Linked DNA regions of Homo sapiens: region 2 is linked to region 1. Evidence: chromatin loops called from intact Hi-C (ENCODE). Cell type or tissue: psoas muscle. All regions are shown on one strand. Region 1 overlaps SEC61B (SEC61 translocon subunit beta). Region 2 overlaps STX17 (syntaxin 17).

Region 1 (5,000 bases):
TCTCCTAAATACAATATAAAAGGAACTTGCTGTGAGGAGCAATAATGCTTTATAAACTGTAAAGGTGTGAAGTGCCACATAGTGTTCTAGCAGGATTAATGGGAATCAGGGATATTAAGATGGCGGAATAGCCACCAATGTATAGACATCAAGGTATTGAGGTCTACTACATGCCAAATGCTGTTTCATCTCCGAAGATGGGTCTGTGAACAAGGTAGGCAAGGTTTGTACTCATGAACCTTATATTCCAGTGTGGGAGATCAAACGCAAGGAAAATAAGACAATGTAATTTCAGGCAATAAGGGCTATGAAGATAAATAAAGCTGGGTGGGGGATAGAGAGTGGTGGGGATAGGGCAAAGGTAGGTAGTTGTTTTAGATAGGGTGTTCACAGTAGGTAATACCTGAGTAGATACCTGAAAGAAGCAAGAGAGCAAATCACACAATGGTTTGGGGACGAATAGGCCTCCTAGGCAAAAGGAGTGGGTAAGTATGAAGATTCTGAGGTCGATGAGGTTGGCTTTGAGGAGCAACAGAAGCACCATGTTAGAACCAAGTGTGTAACTGGTTAGTTTTGAAAACCATTGTGTTGAGGTATAGAAGGGAGAGACAGTTACACAGTGGCCAGAAAGAAAGGGTAAAATAGCCCCCAAATACAAATTTGAGAGATTCAATGTGTTTTATTAACCTTTACCTAGCTACCCCTAGGGAATGGGAAGTATTTTGAGTACACTTTAGTATTTCTAGGGGCTCTGGTTTTCAAATACTCTTCTATGTTCCATGCGCCAGCAGAAATAAGAAATCTTAAGAGAAGCCAGCCTGACTCCTCTGGGGCTCCTGTAATTCCAGGAAACTTTGAAGTCAGGAACTGGAGGTGTGATATTGTGGAAATAGTAGGAAGTGCATGCGTCCAAGTCCTGGCTCAGTCCATGACTATAATATGTTCACACTGGGTTTATCTTCTAGCTTAAAATCCTTTTCAATGAACAAGGAGGAAGATTTCAGCTGCATACCCCACAGATGGAATGACATATATCTGTGTGTGTGAAACCTTTTCTAAGGGCATGAATCTTTCTGTAAATCCCTGTACAGTTATGTTTTGCCATTTACAATCAGTTTTCCCATAGGAATGGTCACACAATGAAGTTTTAAGTTCCCAGGCTACCACGTAGTCCATAATTAATGTGTCTGAAATATAATCCTTGTAGTACAATAGACCCAAATCATGGTTTGGCACTGATTGCTTTCAAAGTTCTGGCATGAACACAGCTCTTCCTGTTAGAACCAGGACTGCACTCTCCCACTCCGTCATGTAGCAGGGCAGGCTCCCCGTGCTGTAGACAGTGCTTCCTGCATTCAGAATGTGGAGTAAAGACCGTGGTTGGGTAAAGGAGGCATGAGGACCAGAATGGGGAGGAAAGCAAGAAGAGATGGTAGGGATAGGGTTTTCACTTCTCTTCTTTTCCGTATATGCCCTTCCCTTTTTCAAAAATCCAGAATCATCAGCCCACAGATACTGGAATGAGATTTTGAGGGAGGGTATACTGGGATTTGATGCTGAATGGTGCAGGCAGCAATGAGATAGGCTTCCCCTCTCCTCCCCACTAGGACTTCTGAGTTGGTGATACATGGTCTGAAGAAAATTGCTTGTGACTTCTCACCACTTGCCCCTTACCCCCATATTGTACCACTCCAACATGGGGCACGATGAGCAGCTGGGGTTGGGGAAGTACTGCAGGGAAGGGTAGTTGCTGGGTGGGGTTCCCCGGTGACTGAGGGCTTCTCCCAAAGAGGAGAGAAAGGATTCCTTGGGCCTATTCCTTGGCAGCAGAGTCCTAAGTGCTGCTAGGCTGCTTCTGTCTGCCAGGGCTGCGTGTATTACATAGTGTATCTTACAAGCCTTGATCCCCTTGTGAGAGACACAAGGGGTGTTTTGGTTGGGTGTTCCCTGCGTTTTTTTTACATTCTACCTCTCTGTGCAAGATCTGTGATCACTATATTAAAATAGTGAAAACACGGCCAGGTGCGGTGGCTTGCACCTGTAATCCCAGCACTTTGGGAGGCCAAAGCAGGCAGATCATGAGGTCAGGAGTTCAAGACCAGCCTGGCCAGTATGGTGAAACCCTGTCTCTACTAAAAATACAAAAATTAGCTGGGCATGGTGGCGCACGCCTGTAATCCCAGCTAAGCAGGAGGCTGAGGCAGAAGAATCGCTTGAACCCAGGAGGCGGAGGTTGCAGTGAGCAGAAATTGTACTACTGTACTCCAGCCTGGGCAACAGAGCGAAACTCCATCTCAAAAAAAAAAAAAAAAAAAAAAAAAACAAACTAGTGACAACACATAACAAAGTAATTTTTTATAAAGTGTATACTCTATCTTGGGCCCTGGATATAATTAAAGCTTAAAGTTTTTGTCTGTTTGCAGTAAATATACTAATTTTAAAATACATCTTTTAAAGTAGCCATTTTAAGATCAGCTTGTATGGATTCAGGGCATTTTAAAACAGGAATTTATTATTTGGCTTCATGAAAGATGCATGTGAGGAGAAAGTGAAATGCTTTGTCCACATGACACAGCTGGATGTTTTGGGCATGCAGATGGGCTCCAGGGTCAGAGCTAGGTTCAGCCACCTGTTGGCTGCAGGGTCTTAGATATTTTGCTTAACCTTTTCTGAGGCCAATTTGCCTCATTTATAAAATGGAAAAATCGTGACTGCTTTTCAGGGTTATTGTATGCATTGGCATCAGGTAGGCACTTAGTTCATTGTGGTTATCATGATCAAAGGAGTAAAAGCAGGAATTTAGGTGGATTCTAGCAAAGAAAGTTTTTTTTTTTTGATTCCTTAACTGTGTAATAATGGTAGCATATGTTATAATGCTATTCTAATAATTTCCAGAAAAGGCCATTTGTAACATTTTCCTCTCTTTCAGGAAAAATGCCAGCTGTGGGACAAGGAGTGCAGGCCGCACAACCTCGGCAGGCACCGGGGGGATGTGGCGATTCTACACAGAAGATTCACCTGGGCTCAAAGTGTAAGTCTTAGGAACAGTCCTTGTGTTTCTGTCCAGTGGCAGCAGAGCAGCAGTGGCAGCACTCTGTCTCTGTCACCAGTAGCGTTTGCCTTGATGCGATTTACTGTACACAACAGCCTCATTTGTGCCAGGCGGACTGGGTTTGGTTTGCCTGTTTATCAACCGATTAGGCATTGTAGGGCCGGGAATGACATCTTTTCATGGAGTGAGGGAAAGGAAAGGAAGTTCTTCATGGAGCTATGTCAAAATAAATGAGAACAGAGAGAACTGGAGGGAAAACTGCTTAATTAGATGAAATTGCTCTTCATTTGGTGATCTTGCCCCGTACCAAGAAATAGGAGTAATCATTTGAATAGGAATTGGGTGATTTTTCAAAGTTCTCCTGAAGGCATAAGCTGATATTACTACAACCTGATGGAGGTTTTCCCATTAGGCTGTGTTACCAGGAGTTCCTTGGCCTCTTTGCCTTTGGTGGGTGGTGAGTAGACTCAGGAGGGTGAACATGTAATACCACTTTCCAAGTTCTTAGGCATTGGAGTGCTCATTAGGTGATGGGAAATGGGTGTCCAGGGACCCCTGTCCCCATGCCTTGCTCAGGGTTTCTGGTGCTGTGTGGCAGATCTTATCCCACAGATTTCTGTTAGGTTCCAGAACACCACTGCCTACAACTGTTTCCTGACTAAACTCGGTGGATGAGGATTCGAAATAATAACAGCAACTCTGATTTACATAGCACTTTGTACTTTGCAAAGAACTTTCAATGTCTGTTGTCTAGTTTGATCTGCCCAGCAATCCAGTGAGGTGAGAGATGTTACCATTTTGTAGATGAGGACCTCAGGTTCAAAGAGGCAAAGTGACATGCTCAAAGACACACAACAAGAGGTGGAACTGGATATTCTGATTAAGTCCTATGCTCTTTGCATATTGTCCATCTAGTTAAAATAAAAAAGACAAAATTGAATTAATTTGGATTAGTTTTAATTAATTTGACCAGCACCTTGACTTTAGTTTACAAAGTCACAAATTTGTAACTTTACAAATTTGTAAAGTTTTTATTAATTTTAATTAGTTTTTATAATTTTAATTAGTTTTAATTAATTTGACCAGCACCTTGACTTTAGTTTACAAAGTCACAAAAGGATCACAAATTTAGTTTATAAAGCCTTCCCTGGAATTCTTGTTTTCTCTTATATTGGAGACTTATATGATAATGTGAGAATATATCTAGGAAGTAATTCTTGGGGTTGGGGATATGTGAGGTGGGGGTATCCTGACTGCCAACCTTTTGGTCTTTGGTGGAGGTAGTTTGAGTATTTCAGAGAGAATTTTTTTTTCTCCTTTAGCGACAGGGTTTTGCTCTGTCGCCCAGGCTGGAGTGCAATGGCATGATCATAGCTCATTGTAGTCTTGAATTCCTGGGCTCAAGTGATCTTTACTCCAGGAGACAAAATTGGATAAATTTGGATTAATTAGTCCTGAGTAGTTGGGACTACAAGTGCGCACTACCATGCCTGGCTAGTTTTTTGTACAAGCAGAATCTCACTGTGTTGCCCAGGCTGGTTTCTAACTCCTGGCCTCAGCCTCTCAAAGTGCTGGGATTATAGGCATGAGAGGGAACCTCAGAGAGAACATCTGTAGCCCATTGCTCTTCAGGGGACTCATTTTAAACCCTTCTCAAGAAGGTTGTCTTTTAATTTTTAATTTTTATGGGTATACAGGTGTATATATTTATGGGTTATATGAGATGTTTTGATACAGGCATACAATGTGTAATAATCATATCAGGGTGTGTGGGGTATCCATTACCTTAAGCATTTATCCTTTGTGTTATAAACAGTCCAATTATACTGTTAGTTGTTTTACAATATACAATTAAATTATTTTTTGCTATAGTCACGTTGGTGTGCTAGCAAATACTAGGTCTTATTCAGAAGGTTGTCTTTAAATAAATCTTAATTTGAAAAAAAAA
Region 2 (5,000 bases), 730 kb after region 1:
TGTAACCATTGAGCAGGAGGGATAATATTGTTGAGTATGGAATGGCAAATTATAGATTACTGTGTATAATGTAATCCATTTTTTAATAAAAAGGGAGAAGCCTTATATATGTTAAATGTGTGCATGAGCCGTGAGAAATGTGTGGGAGTATTGAGTTAAGAGGGGGTGGGATAGGTGAAGTGAGAATATCATTTTTATTTCATATGCTTCTGTAGTGTTTGATTTATTGTGAAGAGCATTTATTTTTGTATAACCACATTTAATGAAGGAAAAATGCTAAATAAATTCAAAGTATGAGCATGTGGGTTCCAAAGATGCTGCATTTGGCCAGCCAGAGACATGGAAAATGTAAAAGTATTATGCTACACCTTCTATTGTGGAGATATTTGTTATAATTTCCATCCACAACTATTATAACATTACTTCTGAAAAGAAAGATATCTTATACTAAGAAATGGTGGCATTAATGATTTTTTTCTTTTATAGCAACTCCGATCCAATATCCGAGAAATTGAGAAACTTTGTTTGAAAGTCCGAAAGGATGACCTAGTACTTCTGAAGAGAATGATAGATCCTGTTAAAGAAGAAGCATCAGCAGCAACAGCAGAATTTCTCCAACTCCATTTGGAATCTGTAGAAGAACTTAAGAAGCAATTTAATGATGAAGAAACTTTGCTACAGCCTCCTTTGACCAGATCCATGACTGTTGGTGGTAATGTATTGTGCTAAGTCTTATTCTCAGTCACAGTAGTGCAGTTAATTAAAGATCACCTCCTTGAGTAGATACTGAATTATCTATAGGTCTTCAGAGACCATTCACTATCCCAATATGCTGAATCCTTGGACCCTGATCAGTGTTCCTGGAAATGTGTACCCTGGATATTTTGCAGAATAAAAAATTTAAGGCTATGCTTATGGAGTGGGACTTCAGGGAAAGTACCCGTTTGTCTATTTATTGAAGAGAAATTTAAATATATTTCCTAAGGATAATGTCATTCTTGTCTGCAAAGTACTCTTTACTCCTTTCCAGGTGCAGGGGTGACCTCTTCAGGCATGCTTTTTTTTCTTAAGCATTCTGATTTTCAGAGGGGATGTTAGATCTATCTTTCAGCCAAGTTCTCTGAATAACTGACAACATTAAGTAATCTACAATGGGAGTTAAGCCATCATCTTCTGTGAAGTGATACTCTAAGAAACAGCCCTGTGAAATTTGTCATTACATCTCTTCTAAGGATGTAATTGATAATTGCTGATCACATTATAATAATGTCTTTAATTCTGAAAATATTCTTGGCTTAATACATAGTAGTACTTCAAAGTAGTTGGTCTTTTTTTTTAAAATCTTTTGGGTATTCAATGGAATAACTGATAAGGTTTTCCTACTTAAATTGTTTACTAGAAAGCTTAGAGCCAAAATTTTTAGCCACCAAAAGTCAGATTTTTAAACCTATCCTAGCTTTGTTTTATAACTACTGCCCTTGTTTTCTTTTTTTGTTTCAGTGTTTCTCTTTTGTTAGTAACTTGTCTCATCTTGTTATATTTTATAAATTATTCTAAGCTACCTTTAATCCTTACGGAAAAGGTGGAGTATAAGTAAGTTACAAATTAGAGTAGAATCTTAGAGATGTTACAAAAAGTGGGCGAAGAGCATGAACAGACACTTCTCAAAAGAAGACATTTATGCAGCCAAAAAACACATGAAAAAATGCTCACCATCACTGGCCATCAGAGAAATGCAAATCAAAACCACAGTGAGATACCATCTCACACCAGTTAGAATGGCGATCATTAAAAAGTCAGGAAACAACAGGTGCTGGAGAGGATGTGGAGAAATAAGAACACTTTTACACTGTTGGTGGGACTGTAAACTAGTTCAACCATTGTGGAAGTCAGTGTGGCGATTCCTCAAGGATCTAGAACTAGAAATATCATTTGACCCAGCCATCCCATTACTGGGTATATACCCAAAGGACTATAAATCATGCTGCTATAAAGACACATGCACACGTATGTTTATTGTGGCAGTATTCACAATAGCAAAGACTTGGAACCAACCCAAATGTCCAACAATGATCGACTGGATTAGGAAAATGTGGCACATATACACCATGGAATACTATGCAGCCATAAAAAATGATGAGTTCATGTCCTTTGTAGGGACATGGATGAAATTGGAAATCATCATTCTCAGTAAACTATCGCAAGGACAAAAAACCAAACACTGCATGTTCTCACTCATAGGTGGGAATTGAACAATGAGAACACATGGACACAGGAAGGGGAACATCACACTTGGGACTGTTGTGGGGTAGGGGGAGGGGGGAGGGATAGCATTAGGAGATATACCTAAGCTAAATGATGAGTTAATGGGTGCAGCACACCAGCATGGCACATGTATACATATGTAACTAACCTGCACATTGTGCACATGTACCCTAGAACTTAAAGTATAATAACAATAAAATAAAAATAAGAATAAAAATAAAAAAAAAGAAATGTTACATCTGCCCATTTTTTCTTTTTTTATTTACTCAGGGCACTCCTGCATCACTATCTCCAAAGCCAGATTATTTTTAATTTTATATTTTCAGTGCTAATGATCCAGTAATTTACAGAGAGATTAAAAAAAGCTTTTGGAAGAAACATTTAGGCCACTAGTCAGAGTTTCTGGGTAATCTTGCTTTTGTTGTAGCCTTAGTACCTAGCACAATGCTTGGCACATAATGGACCTAAATGTTTTATAAACATAAATACATAAATATCTTTTTAGAGACAATTTTGTAATTTCACATGCACTGTAACCACCTCACTCTGTGGATAACCAGTACTGTAAATGTTTTTGAGAGAAGGAGATGCTAGCACTCAATCCTTGGTTGAAAAGTATTTGGGAAGAATGCTTTTTGATAGTTTGTAATTACCGTTTCATTATTCTGTTCATCTATAGTTATTGCTGCCATATTGGTGAGGTTGAAGGCCGTTTTTATCACTTAGTGCAAACTGATGCTTTATGTGCACATGTGGAGTAACTGAGTTTTATAGTTGCATGTGATTAAGGGCTCATCTTATGTACCCAGACATTGTGATAGTTGTGATGGTAATAATAACTGTGAAGATAACCTGGATTTTCTGGAAAGAGTAACTAACATCAATCTTTTTGCTACTTAGCTTTGAATTGCCTATCTCTAGCAATTCCCCTATCAAACAAAAATTTGGAGTTCATCTGAGAGTTTTCTCACAGTATTTTAATATCCTAATACTTGCTTTAATTTGCATTTTATTATTGCATTATTTGTTTTACTGCCAGTAGAACTGTTCGGGATCAACAACTTTGGGCTTATATGTCATCAGAGAAATTGGGTGATTATTATTAATAGAAAAAGGCAGTTTACCCAGTTTGCTGGCAATTAACTTTCTCCATAGGAAGCTGATTGGTATATAAAAAAAAACTTCGGCAGATTTTGAAGAAGTATGTGCATAAAGGAAATGAAAAAATTGGAGCAGAGCCAGAGAATGAGGGAGAAGAAATAGCAGGTGAAATTCACTTCCCAATTCTCTTGATTCTCAAACTTCTCAATTCACCAAATGGGCTATTAAAGACCTAATTACTAGGAGAAAACTAAAAAATTAAATCTCTATAACTAGTATTGATTTGGTTGAGACAGTCATTCTATTAATAAAATCAATACCTAGGTTATACCTAAAATAGTGTATAGAATTTCAAATTCAATAGTCTGCTTGTCATAGTGTGCTTTCACTATTAATCCACTGCCAACATAAAGCAATTAAAAAACTACTGTCTCACCAAGTGCCTGAGTATTTCGCCAAGTGTGAGAGTTTCTGCTATATTGCCTCAAGTCCAGAAATATTATTAATAAATAAGAGAATGGAAAAGGAAATGAATAATGAAAGGAAAGCAAGTAACTAATTTACATAAGACTTTAATAGTGGGGTAGGAATTGAGTTTGCTCCATATTTGGTCTTCTAGCTGTAGACTGTTTTTGTCATTCTACATGTTTTTATTCTATGCTCTCCAGTTTTTCCTTATTTTTGCTTTAGATACTTATTATAGTAGCAACAGCCTATATGGAAAATCTGTTTTATTGCATAGAAGTTAAGTGCCTTAAAATACTTTTTACTTTACAAATTCAATCTGATTCTAAATAAATTGGTTGGAAACATCAGCAGAGATTCAGAAGCAATGTTGCCACATTTCCATGAGTAAGATCAAAAATACAAAAATAGTTTTTCATTTACAGATAGAAATAACAAGTAGAATAGGATGTTTTATATTCTCTGGAGAATGAAAGAAGCTTATTAAGTTTAGGGAGAAGCTGTGATGATTTTGCTGTTTCTTTTGTCCAGATTCCGAGAGTTCCTAAAGCAAATCTTCTCTGCCAATCTTCTTGATCTGAGAAACTCCCTTCTGTCTCACTTGTGTGTCTGGTTTCATTTTTAGCATATTGCTTTCCACCAAGTGAAGTGAGGAGCCTCCAAATCTGATTTGTATTTAGAAAGGTGATTCAAGTCATACAGAGTGAATCAGTGCTTCTCTCCATTTTTGTCTTTCTTTACTCTCAGGACACACACTTCAGTAACACAAAAGGAACAGAATCTTATTACATTTTAAACAAATATTCACAAAAGAAAAGAATATAATCTTAAAACTGCTGGGAACTTCAGACCAGCGTATTGAATTTGATGAAATTTAGATTTTTATCACAGGTATATACATGTACTGAACAGTTTTATGAAACATGTAGATGGTTTGTATTATATGATTCAGAAGATGTATTTTCTATTGGTTTTAATTTTTTTTAAGTCTTCATTTGCAGCTAAGTTAAGCCATGCTTAGAAGTAATTTTATTTTGATAGGCTTATGTAGATGATCAGTAAATTAATTTCACTATTTTTAAACTATCAGAACTGGAAAACATTTCAGCAATGCTTTTGAATTAATTTAGATTTATAATAAAACTTTTTCTTATGTGGTAAAGGTTAGT

What was found. A loop is a pair of places that touch in the nucleus more often than their neighbours do. Peaks named below come from ENCODE experiments on the same cell type or tissue, not always from the same donor. Only the 100,000 strongest peaks of a DNase experiment are listed, where the experiment ranks them.
Region 2: a loop joins it to region 1, with 6 times the contacts of the local background. A loop is called at or near these places in 1 of 110 quality-filtered maps.

The regions. Positions count from the first base shown.
Region 1 is chr9:99,224,970-99,229,969 of GRCh38, forward strand. It overlaps SEC61B (SEC61 translocon subunit beta), which reads left to right. Exons shown (of 4, transcript NM_006808.3): 3 at 2,930-3,031. Among named protein-coding and RNA genes, the nearest start is that of SEC61B, 5.2 kb to the left of the region's middle. In psoas muscle, no CTCF peak of the experiment used is centred here; no DNase peak of the experiment used is centred here; H3K27ac peaks cover 1,626 bases.
Region 2 is chr9:99,950,574-99,955,573 of GRCh38, forward strand. It overlaps STX17 (syntaxin 17), which reads left to right. Exons shown (of 8, transcript NM_017919.3): 4 at 487-712. Among named protein-coding and RNA genes, the nearest start is that of STX17, 46 kb to the left of the region's middle. In psoas muscle, no CTCF peak of the experiment used is centred here; no DNase peak of the experiment used is centred here.